Regions from separate parts of the Homo sapiens genome. Here all the other regions are linked to region 2. The links are chromatin contacts, found by Hi-C or POLR2A ChIA-PET in ENCODE. All regions are on one chromosome and are shown on one strand. Each heading gives the region's core, a stretch centred on a gene start or an enhancer-like site at or near the end of the contact. The rest is flanking DNA. Distances are from core to core; before and after follow the strand shown. Region 1 has its middle 260 kb from the start of LINC02852. Region 2 has its middle 68 kb from the start of LETR1. Region 3 has its middle 170 kb from the start of LINC00924. Region 4 has its middle 300 kb from the start of LINC00924. Region 5 has its middle 240 kb from the start of LINC00924.

What was found. Hi-C counts contacts between places; a loop is a spot of excess contacts on that map. ChIA-PET counts read pairs that join two places held with the same protein, here RNA polymerase II (POLR2A). Pooled maps may share reads with other maps.
Region 1: a loop to region 2 is called in a map of ascending aorta, with 2.2 times the contacts of the local background. The contact joins two enhancer-like sites. A Hi-C loop is called at or near these places in 3 of 168 maps with a recorded cell type or tissue (aorta, ascending aorta and chondrocyte) and 2 of 50 pooled maps.
Region 3: a loop to region 2 is called in a map of ovary, with 9 times the contacts of the local background. The contact joins two enhancer-like sites. A Hi-C loop is called at or near these places in 7 of 168 maps with a recorded cell type or tissue (Right ventricle myocardium inferior, aorta, ascending aorta and 3 more), 1 of 37 single-sample maps with no recorded cell type and 13 of 50 pooled maps.
Region 4: a map of endothelial cell of umbilical vein shows a loop between it and region 2 (4-fold over the local background). The contact joins two enhancer-like sites. A Hi-C loop is called at or near these places in 1 of 168 maps with a recorded cell type or tissue (endothelial cell of umbilical vein) and 4 of 50 pooled maps. POLR2A ChIA-PET finds 5 or more read pairs at or near these places in 1 of 52 experiments (activated naive CD4-positive, alpha-beta T cell).
Region 5: a loop to region 2 is called in a map of IMR-90, with 2.7 times the contacts of the local background. The contact joins two enhancer-like sites. A Hi-C loop is called at or near these places in 1 of 168 maps with a recorded cell type or tissue (IMR-90) and 4 of 50 pooled maps.

What each region holds. Positions count from the first base shown.
Region 1 is chr15:94,842,942-94,846,784 of GRCh38, forward strand. No RefSeq gene overlaps it. Among named protein-coding and RNA genes, the nearest start is that of LINC02852, 260 kb to the left of the region's middle. Within about 2 kb of position 1,775, at least 22 of the 41 ENCODE cell types and tissues checked have a DNase peak (open chromatin) inside an H3K27ac peak, as active enhancers do; they include ascending aorta, where a contact is called at or near this core.
Region 2 is chr15:95,256,744-95,260,879 of GRCh38, forward strand. No RefSeq gene overlaps it. Among named protein-coding and RNA genes, the nearest start is that of LETR1, 68 kb to the right of the region's middle. Within about 2 kb of position 2,853, at least 8 of the 41 ENCODE cell types and tissues checked have a DNase peak (open chromatin) inside an H3K27ac peak, as active enhancers do; they include ascending aorta, where a contact is called at or near this core.
Region 3 is chr15:95,602,667-95,606,520 of GRCh38, forward strand. No RefSeq gene overlaps it. Among named protein-coding and RNA genes, the nearest start is that of LINC00924, 170 kb to the left of the region's middle. Within about 2 kb of position 2,250, at least 4 of the 41 ENCODE cell types and tissues checked have a DNase peak (open chromatin) inside an H3K27ac peak, as active enhancers do.
Region 4 is chr15:95,733,078-95,737,178 of GRCh38, forward strand. No RefSeq gene overlaps it. Among named protein-coding and RNA genes, the nearest start is that of LINC00924, 300 kb to the left of the region's middle. Within about 2 kb of position 1,559, at least 2 of the 41 ENCODE cell types and tissues checked have a DNase peak (open chromatin) inside an H3K27ac peak, as active enhancers do.
Region 5 is chr15:95,666,826-95,670,748 of GRCh38, forward strand. No RefSeq gene overlaps it. Among named protein-coding and RNA genes, the nearest start is that of LINC00924, 240 kb to the left of the region's middle. Within about 2 kb of position 2,531, at least 5 of the 41 ENCODE cell types and tissues checked have a DNase peak (open chromatin) inside an H3K27ac peak, as active enhancers do.

The sequences.
Region 1 (3,843 bases), core at 525-3,024, 410 kb before region 2:
AGTAGTGGTTCAAAGGGATGGTTTTACTTGGTCTAAGACACACAGCTAAATACAGACCCTAAAAGTTAAATTTATGTCTGCCTCAAACTCCTGTTTCTACTATATATTCGTAGCCTCTCAGTTTGGATATCTTACACTATCTTGCTATTTCCCAAGTATTTACTCCAAATAAAGAACAGAATACAATATAAAGTCAACCAATATTCCCTAAGCAAGAGATGCAGTAGCAGCAGTTTCACAAAGACTATCTCATTTATTCCTTTAATAATCCTGGGCAGGAAATTATTAGCAGTCCCATTTTATAGCTAAGAAAACTGAGGCTCTGAGGATTAAGTAACTTGCTTGGGCCACAATCTGTAAGTGGCACTATCAGGACTTGAATAGTGATCTGGCACTAATTCTGGAGCTCTTCCTACCTCCAATTTTTTATTAGTTAATAAAAATAATTCAGAGAGACAATAAGTGCCTTGCATTAGCATACCACAGTCATAACCCCTCAGGTAGTGCTCCATATATGTAATGAACAAATTAATGGATTTACCTCCTACATCTGATTGTGAACTAAAATTGTCACTAATTTTTTTTTCCTGCCTTTCCTTCCTGTTTTCCCTTTGATTTGTGATACACATAACTGGAAAGCCTGTTAAAAGATAATTTTCAAAAAACGATAAAATCATGACTCTCATACAGATACAAATATGAAGACATATTAAAGAATGTCTGTTACTGCTATAATACGAAGGAAAGAGGCAGATATCATAACCAGTTCAAAGGAAAAGTCAAAAGAACATAAATGTATATGGAATATACATAAATGTATAAAAGAATGTTGAGATGAATTGTAAATGGAGACGAAACTTTTCCACCAGGGAGGTGGTGGTGTTCGGTTAACTATATCCTAGAAAGGACACTGCTATCAGTTACCTATAATTTACAGAGTTACCAAATAGCTCAAAGACGGTGAACAAACAGGGCTAGAACTGGGCAGCCAGACAGGTGTGCTATAGATGATGAATATTTTTCCATTGAGACATTTGTATTTTAAAAGGCCCTTACTGTAGTAGAGAAGCTCATTTAGAGTATTACATGCAGTAGATGATAGACAGGTTGTTTGAAATAAACATAATAGGACTAGTCCAATATATAATAGATGTATGAATGAATGGGATGTTCTTTTCTATGCTATTTCCGTATTCTGTGTAAATGATCAGTAACGAACATCCTTGTAGAGCTGGCAAACACACAGAAGCAGCCAACATAGAGAGAATGGGCTTGAAATGCTGCTACCCTGAAGAAAAAAAAATACACATATATCAGCTCATCCTGGTTCCGGCCTGGGGCATGGGTGGGGGGTAAAGGATTAGAGTCCCTTGGTCCTGGTCTGCCATACATAAAGAGTCTCAAATTTATACTGAAAACGTCAGTGACCTCCAAATGAGGTTACACGGTCTCAGCTATACACTCAACGGAATGAAGAAAGAAAAAACACATCACGCAACTTTCAACATGTGTCTCATTTCCAACCACAATTGCTTGGAATTTAAAGCTGGCATTTTTAAAAATCCTGCTAGTAAATAGCAAAATTATATTTATGTGTGTCCCTCGTGTATGTATATTAAGCACATTAATTTGTACAACATGACACTTCTTGCTTCCACATTTCATTTTTCTTTTTGTAACTTATTAACCAGGAGGCTCATAAACGCAAGTGGCCTTGACTCTCCCAGAACTGAGAGGACCTGCCCTGGCCCGAAGCCAAAGGCATTTTCCCCAGCAAATAGCTGGACTTAGGATCCGTTTAACAAAGCTCCTTTAAAAGTCCTTTGGAGTGCGCCGGCCGGTGACACCCAAGAGGCGACCCCTCCGCCCTTCCGCTTTTGGAGGGTGGGCGGCCGGGGGTGGGGGTCACAGTGGCCAGCGTCCCCGGAGGGCGCCGGCTTCCAGGTGCGGGTGGGGCTGCGCGCCCCGCCGGGCCCGGAGAACTTTCACTGGGCGTCCGCGGCGCGCAGACAATGGGCCGGGGAAGCGCCTTATCGCGGCGCGCAGGCCTTCCCCGAGCGCGGCGGGAGGCGGCGGCGCTTCCGCGGGCCCAGGGCCGCCAGTCCCCCGTCCCCCGGTCGCCCGCCGCCCCCTGGCCAGGCCCCGCCGCCGCCGCCCGCTGCTTCCTCCCGCTCTTCCTCCCTGCGACCTCGCGGCCTCCTGGCGAGGCGCGGCCGGCGGAAAAGCTTGGTGGGGTGGCCGCGGCAGCGACACGCGCGGCCGGCCCCGGGAAAACAAAGGGGGGATGTGTGTGGCCAAGAGTCCGGAAATGGGGCGCCGGTGGGGGCCGGGGCGGCGCAGCTCTGCCTCCTGGAGCCTATTGTTTGCCGGGTGCACATGCACACGCGCTTAACAAGAAATTAACACATCCTGCCGCCGCTTATCTATCCATCGATGGCCAAACAGACGGCGCAGTCACTTTGCACGGAGAGGGCTTTTAATGTAATGACCAGGCCGGAGAAGAATATCTCAAGCCCTTCGTAGAAGTTCCTCTTTGTTTCCGTACGGCCCTTGATACCATTTGTGATTCTCAAGCTACTATGACAGCTTCTTAAAAAATGTATTACTTTTTTTTGGTAGGGGGCGTCTTTGAATTTCTTAAAAGGGGGCATTCTGAAGATCCCTTGCCTAACAGATTTTTTTTTCGTCTTTTTGGTACTAATTCTAAAATGATGTAGTTTTATAGTGTGCCAGGCACTATTCTAAGAGTTTCAACTGTATGAACTCTTTACGCTCCTTAACAACCCTGTGAGTTCCGTGGTATTTTTATCTTCATTTTCTAGATGAGGAAAGGAGGACATAAAAGAAACCACGCTGGTAGAGAGGTAGTAAATGAGGCAGCCCAGATCAGAATCCTGGCTTGCCAGCTTGAGTCCATACTCTGAAATGAGGCCTTCCAACTTATTTTTTCACCTCTGGGTTGCCATGATTTGGGTTTTAATTTAATTTTTTTTTGATCACTGAAGTGCAGGACGTTTGTCTAGCCCTTGCTGTTCCTGAACGGGTTATCTAGGGAAGCTTGTAACCGAGCCGAATTTCATAGATCAGAGGAGCAAATGACTTCATTACGCATATGCTTTGCTGTATTAATGACTGTCTGCACGATTTAGGATTTAGGCTGTCTCTGGGTTTTTGATGAAGGGCTGTGGAATTGAAGTGGAATTTGTCGTTTCTATGAAAGGGACATGTTGTCATGTCTATGGCAAGTATTCAAGCAAAATGAGCACCAATAAATTTGAAACCGATTAATCAACCTGGACAATAAGCCAGAATTTCCATTTTCTGGAAATTTTCATCCAAGTTGGGTGAATGTGGCCTAAATTACCCTTTAATGAATGATTGGGTCTCTTTTGTGTAAAGCTGGGCCCTGTGTGCTGTTCTAGAGAAATGCCAACCCAATCTCCTACATTATTCAAACCCCCCGCCCCCCAACCCCAGCAGGTGAGGTCACCCCAGTTAACTCATGCTGAATTCTCAGTAAGGTCCAAATGCTCTTTGGGGACAGAGGATGCACGGATGAATAAGACACTCTTCGTACCTAAAGCAGTAACTCACTGAAAGACAATGACCAATAACTAAAATTCGATTTGATAAGTGCTATATAATATGGGGGAAGAATACACATGAGAAATCTCATATGTGTACTTTCACCTTGGGGTCAGATTACTACAGAGAGGTTCAAATGTTGGCTGGGCGTGGTGGCTCATGCCTGTAATACCAGCACTTTGGGAGGCCGAGGTGGGTGGATCATTTGAAGTCAGGAGTTCCACACCAGGCTGGCCAACATGGTGAAACCACATTTCT
Region 2 (4,136 bases), core at 1,603-4,102:
AATGTTTGTTTCTATAAATTCTCAGAGTCTTATCTGTACATAGAAGGAATAATAGATAAAATTATGTGTACTTCATCCTTAGTATAACATTTTTAAAGAACATTTGTGAAAACAAAGATGTCAATCATAATAACATTTAATGAGAAGATAATCTGAGTATCTTATTGCTACCATTTATCTTAAGGGACAAATTCTTTTTCCACGTTGATATGGAGGCTTAAACTTATCGACATTTTCATTTGAAAAAATAATATGTAGATTATGCCAAATCTAAAAATTCACCTCCAGTCCCCAAAGAAGCAATTCCCTTGGCTCTTCTGTGTGTGTACTGAGGTCAATATGGCAGCAGGTACTTCATGAGGCCGCGTTGTTGAGGGAACCCAGAGGATAGACAGATTGGCCATTTTTCACATTTAATTTCCTTGTTCATACAACTGCACAACAGCACTGAGTTCAAACCTGCCAAGACGAATTTATACCTCACTAGCCCTATTCGTTAATTACAGAAATGGCATTTATTTTAAGCACCAAAATGTACCATCAACGAAAAGATGGACGCAGCATCTAACAGTGCTTCTGATGATCACTCAGACCATAAAATTCTATTTTTTTGTTACTGCCATTTTTTATTTTCCCAGCACTTTAATATTTCTTCCCAAAGCAGAATAGCACAAAGATTTTTTTTTTTTTTTTTTTTGACACAGGGTCTCACTCTGTCGCCCAGTCTGGAGTGCAATGTCGTGATCTTGGCTTACTAAAACCTCCGCCTGCCAGATACAAGGGATTCTCCCATCTCAGCCTTCTGAGGAGCTGAGACTACAGGTGTGTGCCACCATGCCTGGATTCTTGTATTTTTTGACAGAGATGGAATTTCATCATGTTGGCCAGGCTGGTCTCAAACTCCTGATCTCAAGTGATTCACCCGCCTCAGCCTCCCAAAGTGCTGGGATTACAGTCATGAGCCAAAAGTGCCCCGCAAGAATAGCAAAAAGATCTATTATGGATTTAATATAGAACATTTTTAAGCGTGGCAAAACAAGTAGATGATGGTTAAAAGGTGACATGACCAATAGGTTGGTATGTTATGATGGCATAAACCAATCATTTTACATGATTTTCCACACTAAATTTCCCGGATGTTGTGGCCATGAGCCAAGATATTTTATGTCATTAATCCACTAGCTAGAATTTAGTTGAGGAGCTAATTCAGAGAGCTTGGAATAAAAACTTTGAGTTGGGTTTTTGGTAACTGACATGTGCTATGTTTAAATGAAATATGCTTGTTGCACCACTGACCCAAACGAGCAAAGTGCTAAGGTATTGGAGATGATTACTTATTTTACATCATCAGAAATGAAGTCTAAGGAGAAAAGGTGCCACATTTTTGCCTGCTTTTTTCTTTCCTAGGGCTATCTATACCCTTGACAAATTTGATGTTCAGAATTTTTGCCCTTTAGAAGTTTTTAGTAGAGTAATTTGAAAGACAGGTGCTCATTTAAGTGAAAACAAAATTATATATATATACATACATATCGCCATATTTTTCTCTCAAAAAGTTAAAAATGACTTGTGGATTTTGCTTAAACATTTAAAAATTCATTTTTTCAATGATCAAGAATTACCAAAATGATTGATATTTGTGTTGTTATTGTTTCTAAATATAATAGTGCTGCTTAAAATGGTCATGATATGCATTTACTTTAGATGACACTTTAGGTGACTTATAAAATGCATAGTTTAGACTGCATAGGCATTCTGAGTTTGCATTAACATAAAAAATGTGCATTCTAATCCCACTTAGGTAACATAGAGAAAAAGTCTACACATCAGGAGAAAACAACTAAAATGGAGATAGGAACTTGTTTTTTGGACACCTTTTGGCACCCACCATCACAGATTTTACAGTCTCAATTTCTCCTGCACAGATCCCACTGACAAAGGGTATTACATTTTGCTGACATCAGTGACCTGGCATCACGGAATTATTCCCTGCTTCGGTTTACAGAGGAATAAACCAGTAATTAATTATATATCAGAACATGAGAATCGACCTGGCAATAATGTACAGGCTAAGAACTCTATTTACATATGTAGGTTATTTAAAATATGTCTTGTTAAATAAATATTTAAAACACTTCCTTATTTAGCTTATACACTGTTTGGACTGAAGCTGCAATCCTCATTGCAGAATGTTCGAAAGAGTAAGAGTGTTGTCAGAGATTTTCATCTCTGCCTGACCTGCAAAATCTCCTCTTTGTGCATGGCAGGGCATACAAAAAATCTCTTTAATGAAAACAACAACATAAACTATCTCTATTGGCACTGACATAAATAATGAAAGTAGAAATTTCATCCTGAGAAAATCACAAAACTTATTTTTAGGTTGAGGGAAGTAGAACAAGAGGCCCAGGCATAAATTAATCACAATCGACATGACCACCTCAGAGAGAGCAGTTAAAAGTAGACAGTAAGGGAAACAAATGATTTCACAGAAAAATGTTCTCCTCGCTGTTGGTCTTTTTCCCCTTGTAAATATCCAGAATTGCTTTTAAAGTGGAAATAAAATAAAATACAGGACTTAAGACTTTTCCGTATCTCTCAAATCAATATACAGCCACAATTTTGAAACAACCATAATAATGAGAATACACAAGACAACTCCAATAATGTGGGAAGACAAACTTTGCAATTCACATCATGGCCACACTAAGACTCAGTTAGGGTCCCAGAAGGTATTCAATGTATTTCTGGGGGCTCAGAAATTAGCTTTTTTTGGGAGGATATCTCTATACCTGCAACTGCCCAGTTTTCTCCAGAGCATGTTTGCTCCCTTCAGAATGGAATCCCGACCATGACGATTTCTGATCCACCAGGGGGAGCAGTTCACCAGCACAAAACAAGCCTTCCCCAAAGGAAGTCGCTGAAGGCGCCTTTTCCTCTCAATTTACACAGCTGACAACGACTCTGATTTTTATCAGTTCTCCTAGATGTGGCACTCATATACCTCATACTGATTTCATATGCCTGACCTCATGCTGGTGGGATATGTGTTGTTCCATCACGGACACATATGCCCATGAGCAGGTTTTTCTGTAGGACTTGACATTCAGTCCTTGTAATTTATAGAAATTCCTTGTTTTATTATAGGAAGTAATTTAGTCTCTGCTTCTTCGCCAGCTTTTATGGACAAAACCGATAGATTTATCAAACTGCTTATTTCATACTTATTCTAGGGCAAGGACATAGTGGAGAAGCTGATCTTTGGGGTGTGTGTAAGGAGGTATGTGTGGGAGAGGTACTCCCCCGCAAGGTCTTGAAGCCAGGCATCTACCACAGCTTGCTGATAGCACCCCTTCTTTCTCCAGCAAGCCTTTTTCCTGCCCTCAGACTAGAGCCCTGGGACTCGGAAGGAAAACAGCTGCCAGAGAAAGGCCAGTGTTGGTGATAAGCTCTTTGTGTGCAAGCTCAGACTTGAGACCAGCCTGTCCAAACAAAACAGCGGTGGACTTCAGGAGAGCTGTGTATGGGTAGAGAACCTCAAGCCTGCTGGTGAAAAAGCCAACCAGAGGACTACACTAGCCCTTGTTTTGCAAATGGCTCCACAATCCACTGAAGGAATTTCCCTAGGGGCGCCAAGTTTTAACTTTGACAGAAGCCAGTCCTTTTGGCCCCTTATCCCAAGTCTCTACCCTGGCACTTCAGCTCACTGCTCTCTGACAGTCCTTACTTCTTAAGGTGTAGACTCTGATCAGCAGCTTTGGCATCAGCTGGGAAATTGTTAGACATGCAGAACCTCAGGCCCCATCCTGGACTTTTGGAGTCAAAATCTGCCTTAAAAAAAAAAAAAAAAACAGGTGACTAAAGTGCATGAAAGTTGAAACTATGCACAAAGACTCTTGTCTCTGAATAGGTCTGCTTCTATTAGGATGCAGAAAAGATGCATAGTTGTGTTCTTCAAATAGAAGTCATAGATGTCAAGATTATTACACGGCCTTATCATATACGTAACCAAACTCTCAAAGCAGCAGGGACAAAGCAGAGAATTTAGTCTTTCAAAGAAAAGACTTGGTTCTGGAACATAGCAGCTTTCTGGCACCTCATTTGTACTTCATAGGTACTGACTCCATTGGGAAGAT
Region 3 (3,854 bases), core at 1,000-3,499, 350 kb after region 2:
TGTGTGTCATGGAGGTATGTTGTACAGATTATTTTCTCACCCAGGTACCAAGTCTAGTACCCAATAGTTATTTTTTCTAATCCTCTCTCTTCTCCCACCCTCCATCGCCCAGTAGGCCTCAGTGTCTGTCATTCCCCTCTTTGTATCCGGGAGTTCTCAACTTTTAGCTGCCGTTTATAAGTGAGAACACGTAGTATTTGGTTTTCTGTTCCTGCATTCGTTTTTTTAAGGATGATGACCTCCAGCTCTACCATGTTCCTGCAAAGGACACGGTCTCATTCTTTTTTATGCCTGCATGGTATTCCATGGTGTATATGTACCACATTTTCTTTATCCAGTCTACCATTGATGGGTGTTTAGGTTGATTCCATGTCTTTGCTATTGTGGATAGTGCCACAATGACCATATGTGTGCGTCTAAATTTAATAAAACATTAATAATGTAAGTAGTGGTGGTAGAAATTAGCAAGAAAACCTACCTTCTACCTATTCTATTTCAATCTGAATCTTGCCAGACAAAAGAACGAGCTCCAGCTTAGGTACAGTGTTTTATTGATGTCTCTAAAAATCCCAGTTTGTTAAAAAGTATCAGGCCTACATCCTGAGGTGAGTAACCAAAAAGAAAAAGGCATCAGTAAAGGGGTTCACATTTTCTAATGCATTTTCGGGACCAGCCACCATCTAAACACTCCATACATATTTTCAGTTAATCCTAATTAGACAACCTGTACACAAAGGAACCACAAATAAGCAAAGTGAAGCTGAGTATTAAGCATTTCTTTTAGAATGTCTTAAAAAACACAATGTCGAGAATTCATCTTTAAGCTTTTTGAGAAGACTGAGTTATCTATTTCTTCCTTCTTCCTTTGTTTAAATACATTAGGTTCATTAGAGGAGTTATAAGATGTTAGGTTTTATATGGGCACAAGAAGTAATTGAAGCCAGTGGTAATGCCTAATGTTGTTTTAATTAAGTCCTCAATTAAGAATTTTAAAAGTTCCCACCTCAGGTCTCTCTGTGGTTAGGTACCTGACCTTGGGCAATCTTTTCCCACATAACAGGGACCCTATTCTTTTAAATAAAAATGTATATTGAATAAGGAACTGAAGTAGTAGCATAGTTTTAAGTAGATAATAGCTGATACGGACTTTTTTCCCCTTTCGGACCACCAGAAAATTAAATATTTTTGCAAGTCAAAACAATGCTGCTGTGAGTTTCATCGAGTTTCCATTTCCATGCTGCCTCCAAACTTCCTGATTCCAGCTGGGATCGTGATCAAAAATGCAAAAACATATGTAGAGAAGTTATTCTTCTGGAACATCTGACCGGAAGCAGGAAATGCAAGATATCTCACGGGACTGCCTGTTATCAAAATATACCCAGTCCAGCAGTGCAAAGACAAGAGAAGTTTGCTTGTTCAACACCCAGATAAAGAGGATTATAGAACATTCTGCTATAGATGCAGCACTGGCAAATGATATGGGACAGAAATGCCCCCTGTAAGTTCTAGTCCCTGACCCACGCTGTATCATTACGTGGTCTTGCAAAGTCCCCCTTAACCTCTGCCTGCCTCATTAAACACGTCTACACAACAGACTTTTACAATAATAACTTTAAAGCACGTCTCCCTTAACAAATCTTGTAAATGGGAAAATCCTATTATTATCCATGGATAAAATGGAGATTTATACTCATAGTAACTGCTAAAGGTTACCATACACTCCATCCCAATGCTCAAAAAGCAAACTGATTTTGCTATTTGAATTTAAAATTACACATTTTGTTTTTCCTGTAAGTCTTGAAAATATTTACTTGAGCTTTTCCAATAAAATCAAATTTCATGAAAACATGTATTTTAATTACATGGTAACTAAGTTTTATTCTCTTTTTTAAAAATAGAAGAAATTGAAGGGAAATATTCTTCAAGAATTCTAGCCAGGTATTCTAAACCCATCCATCATAAAATCATTGGCACACAGCAGGCAACTGGAAAAAGGATACCTTTTAACCTCAACTGGCATAAAAGTGTGTATTTATTTTTAAGAAGTGAAATATAAACAGACATGCTGAGAGTCAAGTGTTTTATGAATTAAAAAAAGATTTCACACACACACACACACAAACACACACAAACACACACACATACACACACACACATTTACATATAAAACTTTCCCCAGTGGGCCACAGAGGATTTATGTGGATGTGAACTCTATTTACTGTTAGTATTAAGGAAATAGTGGCTTTTTAACAAGTTACTCATGCCTGGAAAAAATCCCAGTTTTGCAAGTTATCCAAGATTCTTTGCCAACTGTCCGTGGGAATCACTGGGATGGGAAAAGTTCAAATTTGTTTTAAAAGAATTTGCTTAATGGAAAATTTAAAAAAAAAGTAGAAGAAAACCAGTAACCCACTGTGCTAATCTTTTGGTTAAATAAGAATAAAATATGGTCTAGTTACTTTATTTTTCTTCAGTATTATTTTAAGAAAAGGAAAAAAAACAAAAATTTTCCATTTTTATGTTATCTCATAAAATCACATTTAGGACTTTATTTCAGTTATCCAAGGGTCTGATGACTTGCTGGCTTTGATTAGCCTAAGATTATACCAAAAGGGGCCTGGGGACTCTGGTCAGAGGCATTAAATCAGATGACTTGACATGGCTTATCTTATGTCATTTTAAGATTTTTTTTTTTCTGTTCCAATCAAACAGCACAGTCTAGTTACATTATTGCTGTCAATTTCAAAACTACAAAACACTAAAAAAGCCAACATTAAAAGTTGTGTCATTTACAATTAGAAAACAGGAATAATTGTATCTTTTCTGGAACTTAAAAGGTGCCCAGCAGTGTTCCAAGTTCTTTTATATATATTAATGCCTTTCAAGTTTCCTTCCAACCTTACGGTTTTACTCTCCTTTCACAGGTGTGGAAACTGAGGCTCAGGGAGGTTAAATAACTTCCCCATGCCACACAAACAGTAAATGGCGAAGCTAGGGCAGAAACCCAGGTGATCAGGTTCCAGAGTGCTTGCTTTAACCTCGTAAATTATACCGCTTCTGAGAAAATATAATGCACAATTTTTTTAACCAAGAGATTTTATTAGAACATATCACAAGTTAATGTGATTTTAATTTGCTATGACAGAACCCATATTTATAGAGTAAGAAATGATAAAATGGAAACTTTGCTTTTCCACTTATGATACAAGAGATGTGAAATAGATTCTCTTGCAGCCATCCATGCAATGGGTGTGCTTGTTCTAGTTTTATTCTGCAAAAAGACCCTTGGGCAGAAGCATCAAATATAACTGGGCTCATATAGACAGACAGTTCTCAACTAAATAAACAAACAAAGAAACCCTTCTTCCTCCCCCCAAAAAATCATAGTTTCCTGTCCAGAAAAGCAAAATGGTAAAAGGAAAAATTCTACATATTTTCTATTTCAAAAATAGTTTTAAGAAAGGTGGCTCTCCTGGGTAGACATTTGATTAAAAAGAGTTTTCCACTCTCTTAATATTTATATTTTTCAAAGATACGGTTGAGCATATTCTAGAGATTCTGCCCATCATTTATTTATAGCATTCATACTCTTAGAAAGAAATAGTGCTTAGGGTTCTTTTTTTCTGTGCATTTATATTCTTTGATTTTTTCAGAATTTAATATCTAGGTGATTGCTTTTACTTGGCACGATTGGGAAACACTGCCAGTCCAGATCTAAATATTTTCACATACAATAATAACAACAAAACTGTACTCTGCTGAGCTCTGCTGATTTATAGAGCTTCAAAAAATGGGTTTCAGATGTGATTTTGCCAAGTTGTAAACCAAGAAGTCTTAATTTAAATTTTTCCTGA
Region 4 (4,101 bases), core at 309-2,808, 480 kb after region 2:
AGCATTTTTATTGCAACTATTTCTCAGCATACACTATTAGAATTTATTGAGTCAATCTGTCTCCATCACCTGTGATATAATATATTTTATTCAATAAGATATGAAATAATATTTATCTTTCAACTCCAATGACTGGTTTTCAGGACAATAACTGCCTATCAACCAAGCATTACAAGAGTAGGAGAAGTTGTACATTTTAATATCTGACCTGAGAGTTGTCATTTTAGCATCTGCACATTTGGTATTAAGAAGGGTGCAGACTTCAAGAAATCACTCAGATTCAACAGTTATGGCAAAGGATGGCATCAAATTATGTTTTAAATCAGTAGCACGGTGAAGCATACTGCGTGAAGTTGAGGAAGGAAAAGAGTCGACTCTGAAGTTAACTCTACAAGACAGTTATACTAGAATCTCTATACCAGAAATAAGAATTAAGCTCACGACTGAGCTCATTCATCTCATAAAAAAAATGGGAAGGGAAAAAAATTTTTTTAATGTCTCAAATAGCCCTCATTTAAAATTGAGACAGAAATGAATCTGTAAGTTATGTTTTCAAGTTGTCTGTCTGAATCTGGGGCATTCAGGGAAGCACATTGTGTCTGATTTTCCATGTCAGCCACTTGGAAGGAAAACTAGACTGTTGATGGCTGCGTGGTTCTTTGGAGGGCGGCGTGTAGGTTTCAGTCAGCCACGCGATAGAATTAACCAAGTTCCCAACTTTCTGCACTGTTCAGCTCCCTGGTGGTCTGTCACCTCAGGTAATTTTGAGAAAAGAAAGAATTGAGTCTTTTATTCCCCTATGTGCTTTGATAAACATTTATTTCATATCCGCTTTTTTCCAGCTTTCCCCTCAGAAACCCCATGTCAACCTGTGACAAAGAGGTGTCACAGCACTGACATGATTGAGTTGGTATTTGGTGGTTTCACCTCAGAAACGAAGGGGTCCACAACTCCTGCTGGTAAAAAGCACTAATTCATCTGCTGTTAGCTTTACTCACCAGGAAGTCCCCTCTCCCAGTCAGAGAGCATAGAAGTGCACAGAAGCTACTTCCTGTCAGGCAGTTCATTGCTTGATTGTGTCAACTACTGCCGGCCTGCATGAGTGGGTCAGGCAGCAGGTAAAATACAGAAATATCTGCCTTCCAACAAGCTGTTGAGATGTCATCTCAACACGTGTCCTGGTGACACCATGTGTGCCCAAGGCAGCCATCTTTACCACTCTCTGCCTCCTTTTTTTTTTTTTAACTGTAGCCTGAGTTTTATTAAAATTAAACAAATTTAAAAAGTCAACTTTCTATGCCCCAACCTACATGTGCTTACTTATTTATTGCATATTAGAAGAAAGTGGAAAAATGTGGATGTTGAAATCATCGTATTTGAATTTGAATCCCAGTTGAGTTATTTACTGGCTGTTTCATCTTAAGTGAACTCCCTCTGAGCTGCATTCTCTTTATCATTAATGCCTGCATTTAAAGGCCCATGGTAAAGACAAATGAAATCATATATATAAAGGAATCGCCTCTCTGTGTGACTCATAAGTAGGTGCACTTGCTTTCCTCAGCGGGGGCAAAATGAAACAATTAAACTTTTAGGTTATATTATTCTCTCAAAAGAAAACATAGGAGAGTGCGGCTTGTTGGTTCATTTATTTACTTATTACTGCACAGGAAGAGGGAGACAGGAAGGAGGAAGTGTGGTCAGGAGAGATCATGCATTAACCCCATTGAGAATTGCTCTAAGTGTGTGTTTTGTGTATCCTACTTATATCTTCTTAGTGTCCCCATTTTAAAAGCACGTCCTTTCTTTACTTTGCCACTGCACAGGATGGTAACAATCAGATTAAAAGGAGTGTATGAGGTTTAAGATTTGTGTTGAAGCTTTACTGAAGTCAAAAGAAGGTGTTATATTCCCAGCTTAGTGGGAGAGTGCTTGGCACAGGAAACCTCAGCCTCAAATCCTTGGCTGTCCTCCATAGATTTGAGGTTGCTTTGTTGTGTGTGTGTACTTTTGTGTATTGGAGGGGAAGGGGAGGTGCTGGAATTGGGGTGTGACTTTGGGGAAAGTGAATGGAGTGGGGATATCTGATAAAGAGATGTGTGGGTTTGGATGAGTTCCCATTTTTTGTGCTCTGGCTTCAGGACTAGACAGTCATATGTACCAATGTTAGCTCTACCAATCGGAGCAGGTATTACTGTGGCCAAGTGCTTCAACCACAAGGCACTTGACTTATCTGTTGGTTGGGGAGAAGAATATCTATCTTATGGAAACTAAATGAGGAAATATATGTAAGGTACATGGAGCAGTGACTGTTCATCGCTCATTACATGTTAGTTTCCTTTTTAAAATGTGGCTTCTTACCTTATATCCTGATGTAATTGAATCAAGGAGAATGACACTGTGACATCTATTCCCCTTGCAAAAATGCTGAGCAATGAAACAGCCACTTTAGACCTTAAGCTTTCTCATAGACAATCTATCTCAAAACTTCTCTCCCATTAAATAAAACTACACTTCCTTGGACCATATGTCCTGATTAGATGTTCAAATGATATGGTTCTATGAAACCTACATGACACCCTTTATTGTATATGAAAATGAACAATCCAATTAATCATCAAGACTGAAGCCAGCTCCCAATCGCTCAGATGGCCCTAATGGAATGGTAGGTTATTGGATATTTATTTAATGAGTTATTGAGAACCTACAAAGTGCCAGACACTGTTCTAGGTGCTGGGGATACAGAAATAAATAAGATGTGAGAAGTCCCTGAACTTCAGAACTTGCAGGACAGTGATGGAACCATACAAACTATCAAATACCTGCACGAAGTGGTGTCTGGTCCTGATTAAATTCTAAGAAGAAAACCAAGGCAGGATACAGGGATAGACAGTAAAAGAGGGGAAAGGTCTACTATAGATAGGAATGGTCAAGGAAGTCGTCTTGGAAGAGGTAATGTATCTGAGATCTTAATGAGGTAAAGGAGAAATCCAGGCAATGAACTGGAGGAATAATATTTCAGAAAGAGAGGACAAACTAACCTGAGACAGGAGAAGACTAATACAAAGAATACTGTGGTTGGGGCTTGAGAGAGCCAACATATGAGGAAGAGAGATCTGTCAGGTAGGATATAGGTGATAGAGATGTATTAGTCCATTCTCACACTGCTATAAAGAACTACCTGAGACTGGGTAATTTATGAAGAAAAGAGGCTTAATTGACTCACAGTTTCACAGACCTAACAGGAAGCAGGCCTCAGGAAACTTACAATCATGGCTGATGGTAAAGGGGAAGCGAACACCTTCTTCACATGGCAGCAGGAGACAGAGAGTGAAGGGGGAAGTGCCACACACTTTTAAACCATCAGATCTCATGAGAACTCACTCACTACCACAAGAACGGCAAGGGGAAATCCACCCCCATGATCCAATCACCTCCCTCCAGACCCCTCCTCAAATTTGACATGAGATTTGGGTGGGGACACAAATTCAAACCATATCAAGAGATAATCAGGAACCAGAGAGAGCCAGGCAATGTAGACTGGGCTTAACAATGTGGATTTTATCCCAAGTGCAACATAAAGCCATTGCCAGGTTTAGAACCTGAGACTGCTGTTATCTCCTTTATATTTTACCAAAATTACTCTGGCCACTCCATGTAGAACTGGCTGTTAGGGAACAACGGTGTACACATTTCTGCTGTAAGCATTGTTTAGTCAATGCAGTGTGACTCAATGGTGAGCATGGACTGTGCAGCCTGCTCCTCACCAGTGGGCTGACTCTAGGCAAGGCACCGAACTTAGAGTCTTGGTGTTCACATACATAAATTGTGAGGAAGATGACCCACCCCCAGGACTATTCTGAGAAAGTAATAAAGGGCAAATGTGAAATGCTTGGCGGTGTGCCTGGAAAATAATAAGTGCTCAAAAGTGTTAATTCCTCCTTGCTCCTCATCTAATGACTCTTCAATTATTCAGCTACTTAAGGATAGTTAGCCTTTACAATAAGCAAGGGGCTTTGGTCATTACAGAGGGTATGGGATCTCACGTCTTCCCTTGGAGGACTCTCAGCCCAAAAGGATTGGTGGAGGGTAACATGGAAAAGT
Region 5 (3,923 bases), core at 1,281-3,780, 410 kb after region 2:
AATATATATACTGCATTTTTACTTCTATGTGGAATTGAGAAACTGAAATGGAATTTTTTCTTAGTTTATATATGGCTTATCTATTTGGGATAATGTTTCTGTGCATATGAGTTGGTAGACGGGATAGCAAGAAGCTTATGGAGATAAACTTTAAGAACCTGAGGAAAGTATAAAAAATGTCCTAGCAAATAAAAGAATATAAATCCAGGTTGAATATCATCCACTCAAATAGAAGTCTGCACATTTGGTAATAGGTCCATCTCAAAGTATCATGTTGACAATCAGGTTTTACTCCTTAAAAGAGAAATAAGCAAAAGAAATATGAGGGGCATTATATGACATTTTCCTTCTTTCCAGATTTTAGAGAATTCCTTTCCAGGAAGGTCAAATTCTTAACTGACTTTGAGAACGTTTTTCTTATTCCACAGGTAAATTATTTTCAGTCCTCATTTTGCCAAAATTTTGTTTCTGTGCAATTTCAAATATATCTTCAACTTTAAAAGTAGATGATTTTGTAAATGCTACATTTTTCACGTTATGGTACTGCCAAAGAGTCAAAATCTGAAGAATCCTCGTTTTACAAACAGGGATAAACAACTAGATTTGGAAGTGTTGCTAGAAGCCTGAACTGTAGCTTGTGAATTGTTCCAATGTTATTTTTACAAGTGATATGTTTATTTTTGTGATCAGTTAGAGATTTTGTCTATGATTCCCAGCTGAGAATCCCAAGTACTTCCTCAATTCCCAAGAAATGGAGAACACCTGGAAAAGGATTCTTCACATGAAAAATACAAACTCCCCACCCCCCCCACCGCCACACACACACACACACACACACACACACACACACACACACACACGAACAAGATACATGAGAACGGCCGCTCCATTCTCAGTTCAAAAACAAACAAAAATAAATATCAAATAGAAAAAAAAAATGTGTCTGATTATCCTTCACCTTGAGTCTTTGGTTTAAAGCAAGCAGATAAAGAAATAAACATTCCCCAAAAGCAGCCCTCACCCCATGCCATTAGGATCTCCAAAGTAAATAAAAAGTGGTACTGCCGAGAGTGAATTGCTGTGGCAATTCCAGGGAGAATCCTGATTTTAGCACCACTGTACCAAATTTGTCATTTAGGGAAGCTCTTGTTCCCTTTATTGAGTTTCACTGTAGCGAACAATTTCTGCCTGCATCCCTCGTGTGTCCTTTTGGTTTATTATCTTTCACTGTGAATTGAGCCTCTACAATCAGTTTCACGGGAAGCCTAATTTCACTCACTGCTTATACATATGAGGAGACACCCCTCCCTGCCTCCCCCTCTCCCAATGTTCTTATCAAATGAAGAATTGTGGATAAGGGTTAGGTGCAGATAAACATGAGTGTAGCACTTTCAGAAAGGTCGTGATCCCCCCCATAAGGTGCTTCTTGTTATGCCTGACCTTCAGATTTTCATCATCAGCCCGCCTGACAACTTAATAATGCAGAGGAGCAGGATTCATTTCGCCCCTCTGAGAAAGCCAGCACGGGACGCCCTTTTCCCTGATTATTTCCCTGCACTCCCGGCTGCCCTTTATAAGCCAACCAGAACTCCATCAATCATGCCCCTCTCTTCCCTCGCCTCCTCAGCCCCCAGTTCTGAAGACTCTAAAGCTGCCCTGTTCCTTTTGTCTGGGGCTGGATTGTGTATACAAAGATCCCCAAAATGGGGGTGGAGAGGCACACCTTTAGCAAATAACTGCTCCCCTTCCCAATCCCTGCATCTGGGTCTGAGGATGGTGCATTTCTTTTTCTTTTTTTCTGCTTGTTTAAAGAAATGCTTTTAAAGTTCTCATCCTTATTCGTGGGTAGCGTTGTCATGCACCATCTCTCTTAACGAGCTCCTGTAAATGCTGGGGTTTAAATAACCTGAATGTGAGTTAGAGGTTTTTTAGTCTTTTTTGGACCCGTTTCTTCGTTATGGTGAATATTGTTATTATTAGTGGTTTAGCATTCTAGAAGCAGCTAAAGGCAATGAAGCCTGTTTCACATCTTCTTCCTCAGCCCTTTTCTCCTTTGGAGTATGAGGAAAGAGGGAGAGAGAGGACAGAAAAACAGAGACAGGGATGAAAGCATACAGACAGAGGATAGGGAGGGAGAAGACTCAGGCTTGTGGGAGTAATCAGGCATTTATTTCACCTTGGTCAGAATAAAAGCGACATGCAAAAGTTTTGAGGGAAAAACATGAGTGCTTTTAGAAGGTGATGATATAGATTGGAATTGGATTCTAATAGCTGTAATCAACCTGTTCTATAAAATATGCTTGGACTTCACTCTGTACCTTGCAAGTGTTTTCCTGCAAATAACGAAGAGGTTTTAGGGTACAATATAGACAGGGTGCCACCTAAGGTGTCCGTGTGTGCCTTTCTCCAGGTCCAGGTCCGTGGCCTCCAGCAGCTGCCTTTCTGTCTTGAAAAAGGATACCATCTTCCCGAGGCTAGCAACTCAGCTGGCTGAGGGAACATGAGCCCAGCCAGCTAGTAGACTTGCATCCCAGGTTGCTGGGTGAGCAGGATGGAAACCTGTGCCCAATCGGATTGGATAGCAGGTCAGGCCAGCACACATGAGGCTACTGCCCTGATGTTGTTTGTTTTGTTAGGTTTTTAAGAAAAAGAAAGGAAAAGACTACGCTGTGGAAAATACAGTAGATTCACTTGATTGCCAAACAGTTGTTAAACAAATAAAACAGATCTCAAATCATCTTCGACAATAACAAAGCCAAGAGGTAAGGGCAGAAAATACATCACATAATGTTTAATCAAAGACATACGTGTATCCTTTACTTCGCAGCACAAATTCAAAACCTTTTGTTAAAATAGAAAACAAGTTACTCAGTTTCATTTTCATTCTCATTGTTTTGTTTCATTCTCAGTGACTGGCCAGCAGCAGCCTCAAGGTACAGGATCTCTAAGTAAACACAAGAGATAACGGACACATATTTATTAAGGGCCTAGTACATTCCTAGTTTTTAGTGAGATGCCATGATGTTCAGAGCCTGATATTAACTGGAAACTTGTAACATAGATGTGTGGGGAAATAGAAATCAAGATTTCTGATGTTAACATCTTATTGTAAATACCTATTTCCAGAAATGAATAGAATTAGTTAGGAACACCAGACTTAAACTTGGCTTCCAAGGATTCATTGTGCATGCATGTCCCTGAGGTTGCATTTATTTATTTACAAATTTTAGAATAAAGAAGTCACTGTACTTATAATGTGGATTGTTCTGGAAGATCAGAGATGAAAACCAGTACTTTATTTTGGTACTCTGGGAGATTAGAGACATAGGAATGATGAGTAATGATTTGCATTTTCCATGAGTATATAGTAGTTTTTAGGCTAGGGTAGACTTTTCATCTGAGAAGATCCCTCCTGAAGAAGCAAGTTGAAAGAATATAACAAATTTATCTTGACATTTCTTGAATTTGATGCTTGCCAGACAACCAGGTAGAGATATCAGTGGATGGACAGTTGTATACATGAGTTGTGGGTGAGATCAAGACTAAACAGATTTGTTGAAACTATGAGAAAGGATAGAAAAGTGTGCATAATGAGAAGAGACAGTAAGAGGGAACCCCAAAAAACACTAAGATGAAATGATTGCTGGAAGAAAGAAGCCTATGTATGAAGTAGAGAAAGGTTAAGAAGCCTAAAATAAAATTGCTTTGTTTATGTGTTTATTTGTTTCTTTAATATTCCTTTCACCAACCCCAACATGGAGGTTCCTTCAGGGCAAGGACTTTACCAATCTTGCTCACAGGTGTACCTGGAATATAATAGAAAGCCAAATAAATATTTATTTACAAATAAAAAGGAGTGGATAGATAAAAGGAAAACAGAGAGAGTGTAGTACCCTTTCCTATTCAACAGGAATATGGAAGTA